2 separate regions of the Homo sapiens genome follow, and region 2 is linked to region 1. A link is a contact called in ENCODE Hi-C or POLR2A ChIA-PET data. All regions are on one chromosome and are shown on one strand. The core of a region is the stretch at or near the end of the contact, and the rest is flanking DNA. Distances in the headings are between cores, read along the strand shown.

Evidence for each region. Hi-C counts contacts between places; a loop is a spot of excess contacts on that map. ChIA-PET counts read pairs that join two places held with the same protein, here RNA polymerase II (POLR2A). Pooled maps may share reads with other maps.
Region 2: a loop to region 1 is called in a map with no recorded cell type, with 4 times the contacts of the local background. The contact joins the promoter of PLD4 here to the promoter of LINC02280 in region 1. A Hi-C loop is called at or near these places in 18 of 37 single-sample maps with no recorded cell type and 5 of 50 pooled maps. POLR2A ChIA-PET finds 5 or more read pairs at or near these places in 2 of 52 experiments (B cell and activated CD4-positive, alpha-beta T cell).

Annotation. Positions count from the first base shown.
Region 1 is chr14:104,663,697-104,668,478 of GRCh38, reverse strand. LINC02280 (long intergenic non-protein coding RNA 2280) reads left to right here and starts at 2,921. Exons shown (of 2, transcript NR_135293.1): 1 at 2,921-3,746; 2 at 4,370-4,782. RefSeq lists an enhancer at 2,229-2,991.
Region 2 is chr14:104,922,301-104,927,158 of GRCh38, reverse strand. It overlaps PLD4 (phospholipase D family member 4), which reads right to left and starts at 2,280. Exons shown (of 11, transcript NM_138790.5): 1 at 2,169-2,280; 2 at 1-18. The coding sequence starts at 18. RefSeq lists enhancers at 1,446-1,955, 1,938-2,107, 4,502-4,551.

The DNA.
Region 1 (4,782 bases), core at 1,672-4,171:
CGTTAAGTCCTCGCAGCCTCTGCAGCTCTCTGATGCCTTCGCAGTAAGGTTTTCACAATGTGTCTGGCCTCCTCAGTTATTGTGAGTAGTTGTGGTGACCTTCCCTGTGGGATCCACCTTGCCTACGTGAAAGTAAAAGTCCAGGTATTATTATTATTATTATTTTTGCTCTGTCGCCCAGGCTGGAGTGCAGTGGCACAATCCTGGCTCACTGCAACCTCCGCCTCCCAGGTTCAAGTGATTCTCCTGTCTCAGCCTCCCGAGTAACCGGGACTACAGGCACGTGCCACCAAGCCCAGCTATTTTTTTTTTTTTTTGTATTTTAGTAGAGATGGGGTTTCGCCATGTTGGCCAGGCTGGTCTCGAACTCCTGACCTCAAGCGCTCCACCTGCCTCGGCCTCCCAAAGTGCTGGGATTACAGGCCTGAGTCACGGCACCCGGCCGGAAGTCCAGGGATTAGTTTTACACTGTCAAGGTGTATTGCATTCTGGTCTGCATCCAGTAGGTTAGTCTTATTTCCAAGGCAGAATGGTTCTCGTGTTCCCCCGCAGGCTCAGTGTCTGCCAGGCTCTTTGGAGTTATAAAGATCAAGGAAGAGACTGGACTGGAAAGCCTATTGGAACCCCTGCTTTCCATAAGGCATTAAAAATACCCTTTAAGGCTGGGCACAGTGGCTCAAGCCTGTAATCCCAGCACTGTGGGAGGCCGAGGCAGGTGGATCACCTGAGGTTGGGAGTTCGAGACCAGCCTCACCAACATGGTGAAACCCTGTCTCTACTAAAAATACAAAAATTTGCCAGGTGTGGTAGCAGGCGCCTGTCATCCTAACTACTTGGGAGGCTGAGATAGGAGAATCGCTTGAACCCCGGAAGCGGAGGTTGCAGTAAGCTGAGATCATACCACTGCACTCCAGCCTGGGTGACAGAGCGAGACTCCATCTCAGAAAAAAACAAAAACAAAAAAGAACCCTTTAAAATGCAGGTGAGTGTCTTTTGCCCCAGCAACACCAATCCTGGGTCTTTACCTCAAGATAGCACCTTAAAGGTGCTCAAAGACCAAGCTATCAGGATATTTGTGGCCCTACTGTTTAGAATTCTGAAAGAATAACCCCAGAAGTGGTTAATTTCCAACAATACATGGATTTGTTGAACACAAATTGGCTTATGCACACAGCATAATGTGCAGTCATTTAAAATATTGTGTCAGAGTTAGTGGAAACACGGTCAGGTTTTGTCACTGACAGATGTAAGTGGCATTCACGGCGGCCTGCGTTGTGTGGTTGGCATTGCGTGTGTGTCACACGCGTGGAGGCGTCTGGACAGGTGGAAAGTACCTGCAATCACAGCAACTGGCCTCGGGCAGCGGCCGTTGGTTGTTCAGAATTCTTTCGGCTTGCCTGTATTTTCTGGTGTCTTAAAACAATGACTATGTATTTTTTTGTGGCCATGTATTTTTGAGATACAGTTTTTTTTTTTTTTTTTTTTTTTTGAGACAGAGTCTTGCTCTGTCGCCCAGGCTGGAATGCAGTGGTACAATCTTGACTCACTGCAACCTCCACCTCCCGGGTTCAAGCGATTCTCCTGCCTCAACCTCCTGAGTAGCTGGGACTACAGGTGCCTGCCACCACACCCGGCTAATTTTTGTATTTTTAGTAGAGACGGGTTTCACCATTTTGGCCAGGCTGGTCTCGAACTCCTGACCTCAAATGATCCACCCACCTTGGCCTCCCAAAGTGCTGGGATTACAGGCATGAGTCACCGCGCCTGGCCTGAGATACAGTTTACCCAGAGTAAAATGCATAGAACTAAAGTGTATGAGTTTTGACAAATAAAGAGGTCCGTGGAGCCCTCACCCAGAACAAGACTGGGGGCACTGCACCACCTCAGAGGGTCCTGGCCTTCTGTAGTCTACAGTGTATTGTGGGTAACACAAGTTAATCAGAAACGTAAATTCTCAGCTGGCAGAGAGAAGCTGTGTATAAGCCTGGGCTCTCCGATTAGATCGTTCTCACCAGGGTGCTCTGCAGCCAGGGGGTGCCGGGGAAGATGCCCTGCAGGTGCCCTCTGCCCGGCCCTGGGGGAGGAGGGAGGCCCTGCTGCAGGGGAGCTGGGAGCCACTGTGGCCGCCATGGAGGCTGCCACTCTCCCAGCTCCAGTGTCACCTCGGCGGGTGGGGGCTGGTTGTGGGGACAAAAGGCCTTTGTACTCGGGACAGCCTCAGCCCTACTGTAGGGATGGGAGGAGAGAACGGCCACATTCCGAGGTTGGGGGAGGTCACTGGACACAAGGCCTTTCTTTCTGAGCTGCTAGTGCATGTCGGCCTGGCTGGGGACCCCGCTGGGGCCTCTGTGGCCGCTGAGGGCAATTCCAACCAGCTTCATGGGCAGTGGCTGGTGGGGCTGGGGGTGACTCCTGCTCTGGGGCTAGAGAGAGGGGCTCAGTCTCGGGAAGAGGGGTAGGGGCGGTGTGTGCGACTCAGCCACCCTCTGATGCTGAGGCCTGCCACCAGCCCGGTGCCAGCCCTCGGGGACGGTGCCACGCCAGGGCCTGCGGAGTGGTGGTGGAGCTCCCTGGTGGTGGAGGGTTGCCCACATCCTTCTCCTCTTCCTTTCCCTGGTCTACACCTCCCCAAGGTGTGAAAAAGCCCAGGCCCTCTCTACAGCCTGCAGGCAGCGCCATGCCCGGGGAGGGTGCAGTTTGAGGAGGGGAGGGGCCGCCTCGGGATGTTTCCATTCAGAACTGGGACCTGTGGGCCACCAGAGAACCTAAAAGCAAACATGTCTGGCCAGCGACGGGATTAACTCTCAGACTGCAAAATCAAAACACTTCCTGTTAGTGTGAGCTCACTCAGTTATTTAGGCGAAAGCACACTGCCTTCCTGAGCTGGGAGAGTTTGTCTCTCCCCGCCCTGGGGTCCCTCCTGGATCTTCCTGCCTTGACAGCCCCACAGAAAATGCTAAGAGCCCAGGAAGGTTGTGAAGGGTGTGTGTGTGTTTGTGTGTGTGTCTGTGTGCTGTGTGTGTCTGTGTGTGTTTGTGTGTGTCTGTGTGTTTGTGTGTGTGTATGTGTGTGTCTGTGTTTGTGTGTGTTGTCTGTGTCTGTGTGTCTGTGTGTCTGTGTGTCTGTGTGTCTGTGTGTGTGTCTTGTGTCTGTGTGTTTGTGTGTGTGTCTGTGTGTTTGTGTGTCTGTGTGTTTGTGTGTGTGTTTGCATCTGTGTGTTTGTGTGTCTGTGTGTGTGTGTGTTTGTGTTTGTGTGTCTGTGTGTGTTTGTGTGTCTGTGTGTGTTTGCATCTGTGTGTGTGTGTGGGTTTGTGTGTGTCTGTGTGTTTCTGTGTGTCTGTGTGTGTGTGTCTGTGTGTGTGTGTTTGCATCTGTGTGTTTGTGTGTGTGTGGGTTTGTGTGTGTCTGTGTGTTTGTGTGTGTCTGTGTGTGTGTCTGTGTTTGTGTGTGTTTCTGTGTGTCTGTGTGTTTGTGTCGGTGTGTGTCTCTGTGTGTGTTTGTGTGTGTATGTGTATTGGGAGGACAGTGGTCCCAGCTCCTCAGGGGCATCAGGCTCTGTAGCAGGGCCCACCGTCTCGGCAGGAGGGTGCAATGGCCTCACCCACACTGTCCAGGCAGTTCTCTTGGGACCCCTTTTAGCCAGCACAGGTGCCTTCTCCCTCGGCAGGAGGGTGCGATGGTCTCACCCACACGGTCCAGGCGGGTCTCTTGGGTCTCCTTTTCCAGCACAGGTGCCTTCTCCCTAGGTAAGACATTATCCATCATGGTGGTGTTTCAGATGGCAGCGCAGGGAGTGGAGATTTTGGGGCCGCAGTCTTCCCCAGCCCAAGGTGCCCCAGGGCCTGCCCTGGGATGCGGGTTCCTGCCAGAAGTGCCTTTTGCTGCGTGGAATCATGGGGAATGTGGGGTCCTCCCCAGTCAACCTGGGGAGCCCTAGCAGGGAGGTGAAGATGGGTTTAGGGGATCATAAAAAGCAAAAACCAAACCAGATCCCAGTAGAAATCTCCGGGGGAGTTGGGGTCATCTCGAACCAAGGGGAGGGAGGAGAGGGGCTGCAGGTGGGGTGGGGGGTAGTGAGAGGGGAAGAGGGTGAAGCTCTGCTCACAGGAGTCGCCCGTTGCCCAGGCTTTGTGTGCTGGGCACACAGATGCCAGCAGGTGGAAGCTGAGCATGGAGGAGGTTCTCATCAGCTCACCCGCCCTCCTCCAAGCCCCAGGCTGGCCTGGGCTACGTAGGGAGCCCTTGGGGTCAAAAGCACATCCAACCCCTATAACCTTCCCCAAGGGCGTGGACACCTGTAGGAAGGGAGGGAGATCAATTACCTTGGTTCAGATCACAGGTTTTTTTTTTTTTTTTTTCTAAAAATCAGGAAACGGCAAAGATGTAATGACCACACTCAGGTGTAAACTCTGTAGCCGGGTTTCTAAACTAGAACCTACTGATCGTGGGATAAAAATCAGGAAACGGTGAAGATGTAATAACCACACTCAGGTGTAAACTCTGCAGCCGGATTTCTAAACTAGAAGCTACTGATCATGGGATAAAAATCAGGAAACGGTGAAGATGTAATCACCACACTCAGGTGTAAACTCTGCAGCCGGGTTCTAAACTAGAACCTACTGATCATGGGATTCAGGTGTCCCTGAACTTGGATGGAAAAACGTTGCATCTTTACTTTCACCAGCCTCTAGGCTAAAGTGAGTGTTCCTCAATAGTGAATGTGGCCAAAGGACCTAGCGGTCTCCACAGAACCTGGGACTCCACCGTCAGCAAAGTCCTGTG
Region 2 (4,858 bases), core at 1,031-3,530, 260 kb before region 1:
CCAAAGAGGCTTCAGCATCTGCACAGGGCAGCCTGGCATCACCAGCAGCTCCAGCTCTGCCCAGAACTGCCCCTCAGTGCCTGGGCAGCTGGGCACTGGGGACACCCCTGCACAGACACCCACATAAGCCCCCAAAAGCCCCCCACTCATGCCCGAGGTCACGCCCTGGATGTTGGGGGTGTGCTTTCCACGAGGACAAGCCGTGTGGGTGTTGGAGCCCGCAGCCGGCCACATGTCACCTGTCCTGTCCCCCTGGCCAAGCCGGAAGGACTGCTGTTAAGGCGGTCCCCAGGGCTGAGCCTGGGCCAAGCACGAGGGGCGGGCGGGCGTCTGTGCCTAGCCACATGCCCCGGCTTTCTGTGTCTCCCCTTTCAGGGTCTCCCACTCAGTGAGTATCTAGGTATTTGCATCTCAGTTCCCTGTTTCAACCACAACTGAAACTGCGTCTGAAAGGGCTGTTTCTGCTTTTGTCGCTTGGTCCTCTTATTGCTGGCCTATAAATAACTGCTTCCCTCCTGGGCTGGGCTCCTGTCTTGGCCCCACGGCAGCCCCTCCAGAGAGCCACAGGTCAGAGGGGGCAGCTGAGCAGTACCCTTGCTGGAGAGGCTAGGCGTGGAGAGGGCAGAGATGGCGGCAGAGTGGGACCCCTACTGCTGGCAGAGGGGGTTGTCCTCTGCTGCAGGGACTCGCCTTATCTCCTCAGAGTGGTCACCCCACAAGGAGCTGGGAGCCAGGCCATCTGGGCCCTGTGGGATGTGGGCTCCCATCCCCACTCCTACCCCCAAAGCAAGCAGTCAGGCTGCCCCAGGTGCCACCATGGGGGAAGGGTGCCTCACAAGTACAGAGGCGCCCTCCCCGGGTGCAGGGAGGGGTCTGTGCCCAGCATGGTCACCTGGCTGGCCAGCCTCTGACTGAGACATCCACCAGGGCAGGAGCTGGCTGGCCCCTGGCTGGGATGGGGATGTCTCCGAGGTTTGGGGCCTGGGCCTGGGCAGTGCTGAGTGCCAGTGTCTGCAGCCAGGCTGGGCGCTGGGACCCAGGGCTCGGTGGGTCGGCTGTCCACCCAGGAGCAGCCAGCTCAGCCTCCAGGCCTCTGGGGTTCGTCTGGGCTGTCCTCCCACGGGTCAGGGCTGAGGGCTTTGAGAACCTGGCCTGCCTCAGCATGGGGCGGAAATGCCAGGAACACCACAGGAGTCGGGCCTGGACTGAGTCTGCCCTGGAGACCAAGCGTTATGGGGGATTGGGGGTAGGAGCATAAACCAAGTGTGGGGACAGGGGACTCAGGCCAAGTCACTGCGGCCCAACTCCCCCCACGCTGGGGGGTCCTGCAGAGGTGGGTGGGTGCCGCCCCCACCCCAGAGCTGAACTCTGGGGGATGCTCCCCCCACCCCACAGAGGAGACCTCAGGGTGCCCACCGTGTCCCCACTGTCCCCAGGGATTCAGGGCCCAGCATCGGGCCTTTGCTCTCCCCCACTAACTCTCAGAAGAGGAAACATGGAATCCTGGGCTGTGGCTGGTCAATGAGAGGAAACATGGAATCCTGGGCTGTGGCTGGGCAACGAGGTGCCAGGGCTGTTCTTGGACAGCTGCTCCCCACACTCCCTGCCCTCACCAGAGAGGACCTTTGCTCCCTTAAATGCTCCAGGCAGACGGGCAGCTCAGAGCACAGAGGCGCTGCCTCTTGCAGGCCCCATCTCAGACTTGGAGCCTGTCCAAGTCCCCTCCCAGGACTACAGACCCCAGAGCGCCTCACCACCTCCTCCTGCAATGGAACCTGGGAGGACCGCCAGCCAGGTTGGCTCAAGCTGAGAGACCCCTGCAGAGTAGGGCTGTAGCCCCCTGGTCCCATGGTAGATAGCGTAAGACCCTGCAGACATCAGAGGTCATGGCTGAAGGTGCCAGATTTCCTGCCCTGCAGGGCATTAGGCATGGCTGCCAGTCCCAGGCTGAGGTAGAGGGCCCAGCTGTCACCTGGCTGGAGAGCCAGGGCCCAGCTTATCCCAGCTGCACGGACTGGGGACGGAGCGAGTCATCTACAGGACTAGCTGGAGGCTGTGTGACTCTCTGGACCTGGGGTTGCTGGGAGGCTGAGGCCATAGGGAGGCAGACAGCAGCCCTTTCCCCATGCCTGGCTTTTCTCAGCTGCCCTGGCCTCATTGGCACATACCTCTGGGGGTCCTGCCTTGGTGTCTATCCTGATTCCAGCCGCAGACTGCAGGCCCTCAGCTCACGGGGCAGGCTCGGTGCTGCCTGTGCTCCACACCAACCTCCTCTTCTCTGCAGCTCACCTCCTCCTCTCTGCAGCTGGCTCCTTCCCCTTCCAGCTACTTCCTCTTTGTCCTGAGAGGCCCCCTCTCATCTGAGACAGAAACAGACGGCTGGAGCTGGGTGGGCGGGCTAGAGGGTAGGGCTGAGAACCTTCACCTCCAGGAAAAATCTACACCCCACTCCCTCGAGGTAGAGGCCCTCCAGTTGCGGGCCTACGAATCGGAGTCAAGTTCAGCTGCAGGCCACAGACACCTAAGGAACAGTGGCTTCAGCAAGGTTGTTCATTACTCTCGAACACTAAGCAGGTCCAGGGGCTGGCAGGCTAGAGACGGCCTTGCTAGAGATGATGGCATTGCTCCACTGCCATTGGGAGCCAGGCTCTCAGATCCCAGTCCCTAGGATCCCTGCCTTCATGGCCTCACAGTGGCTGCTGGAACTCAGCCATTGCCTCTGTGTTCTTAGCAGAGAATAAGGGACATCCCAGAGGAGACTTCCTGGAAGTCCCACAGGGCACTTCCACTTATCTGTGATCTGGAACTTGATCTAGAACTTAGTCACATGGCTACACTTAGCTGCAAGGGAGGCTGAGCAATGGAGGTAACTAGGGTCTTTATCTTGGAGAACGAAGCTGGGGCTGCTCACTGGCATATCTGAAAAGGTGGGCCTGGCTAGAAGCTCCTAGCAAGGGGCTCTGCCTCCCACTGCCCCACCCCCCGACTGGGGTCCCTGAGTAAGGTCTGGGACCTTGAGAACACTCCTACTTTCAATGAGGTCTGGGTGTCCACCCTGGCTCCTCCTTGTAAGGCCTATGTAGGGCAGGGGTCCAGGGTGATGGCCTCAGGGTGCCTGCAGGACACCAGTCAGGAGGGTGCAGTTCCCAAGGGTGGGGCCTGTCAGCTGCACCCCTGGGGCCAGTCTGGGTGGGCCAGGAAGTGAATGGGGAAGAGATCCATCCTCTCCCTAGCCCCTCCCAGATCTCTCTTCACCTTCCTGATGCTCTGATTTGGCCTTGGGTTCAGCCCTTACCTCCCGGCCATGGTTGGGGAGCCCCAGCCCTCTGGCTGGGTTGCTGGATGCCTGAATGCAGCTGGGCCCCAGGCATGCCCCCGAGGGTTGGGTCCTCCAGGGACTCTGGGTGAGGGTTACTCTGGGTATGGGGAGGGGCAGCCAGGTGGGTCCTGCTGTGACATTTGCAGGGCTGGGGCATGAGTATGAAGGGAGGCTGCCTTCCCTGCACTCAAGCAAAAGGCAGTTAGACAGAACAGGTTCTCTTCTGTCTTTTTTTTTTTCTTTTTCCTTTGAGAGAAGTCTCGCTCTTGTACCCCAGGTTTGAGTGCAACGGCTTTATCTCGGCTCACTGCAACTTCTGCCTCCCGAGTTCATACGATTCTCCTGCCTCTGTCTCCCAAGTAGCTGGGATTAAGGCACGTGCCACCACGCCCGGCTAATTTTTGTATTTTTTATTAGAGACGGGGTTTCACCATGTTGGCCAGGCTGGTCTCGAACTCCTGAACTCAGATGATCCACCCGCCTCGGCCTCCCAAAGTGCTGGGATTACAGGCGTGAACCACAGCGCCCAGTCTCTTCTGTCTGGACAACAATGGTGTGTGAGGGCCTGGAAGGCCAGGGGCAAGTGGAGGACCCCAGGGCTCCTTGGAGCACTCTCAGAAGTCCTTGCAGGAGGGCCAGCCCCAGCCAGTCCCCTCTCCGATTTCCCCACATTGTGAGGGGCCTCAATGAGCCCACATGCTACACCCAGCCCGTGGGTCTGAGCTCATTGCAGCCCCAGAAAAGCACCACGTCACCTCCCCTGGCTGCCCCTCAGGCCAGCAGGACTGGGTACAGCTCAGGCAGCTCTACCTCGGGAGGATGGATCCAGGCTTGGGGATGTTTAAGCAAGGAATCCTGGGCCTTGGGCTCAGGGTTCGGTGGACTGTCCTCTTGGCCTCTCAGGCTGCTTACCCTGGAAGAAAGATTGAGGCTGGAAGGGGCGTCTAGATTCGGGACCCAGGGCAGGCCTCTCAGTGGCTCCGAGGCTGGCTGTGTGGCCAGGAACGACCTGAGGGCAGCTCCTTGCCGGCTCTGCTCCCTGCGCTGCAGGCCCCACCCTGAGGTCTAGGGCCCTTTGGTCCCATGGGGTGTGGGGAGGGACTTTGGGGATTTCCCATGAAGCAAAACTTTTTTTTTTTTTGAGATGGAGTCTTGCTCTGTCGCCCAGGCTGGAGTGTAGTGGCGCCATCTCGGCTCACTGCAAGCTCCGCCTCCCAGGTTCAGGCCATTCTCCTGCCTCAGCCTCCAGAGTAGCTGGGACTACAGGCGCCCGCCACCATGCCCAGCTAATTTTTTGTATTTTTAGTAGAGACGGGGTTTCACCGTGTTAGCCAGGATGGTCTCAATCTCCTGACCTCGTGATCCACCCGCCTCAGGCTCCCAAAGTGCTGAGATTACAGGCATGAGCCACCGTGCCCAGCTAGTGCATATGTGTTTCTAGTTATTATATCTTCCTTATGGATCACCCTCTTATCATTATAACACATCCTTCTTTGTCTCTAACAATAATTTTTGTCTTAATATCTATATTTTCTGATA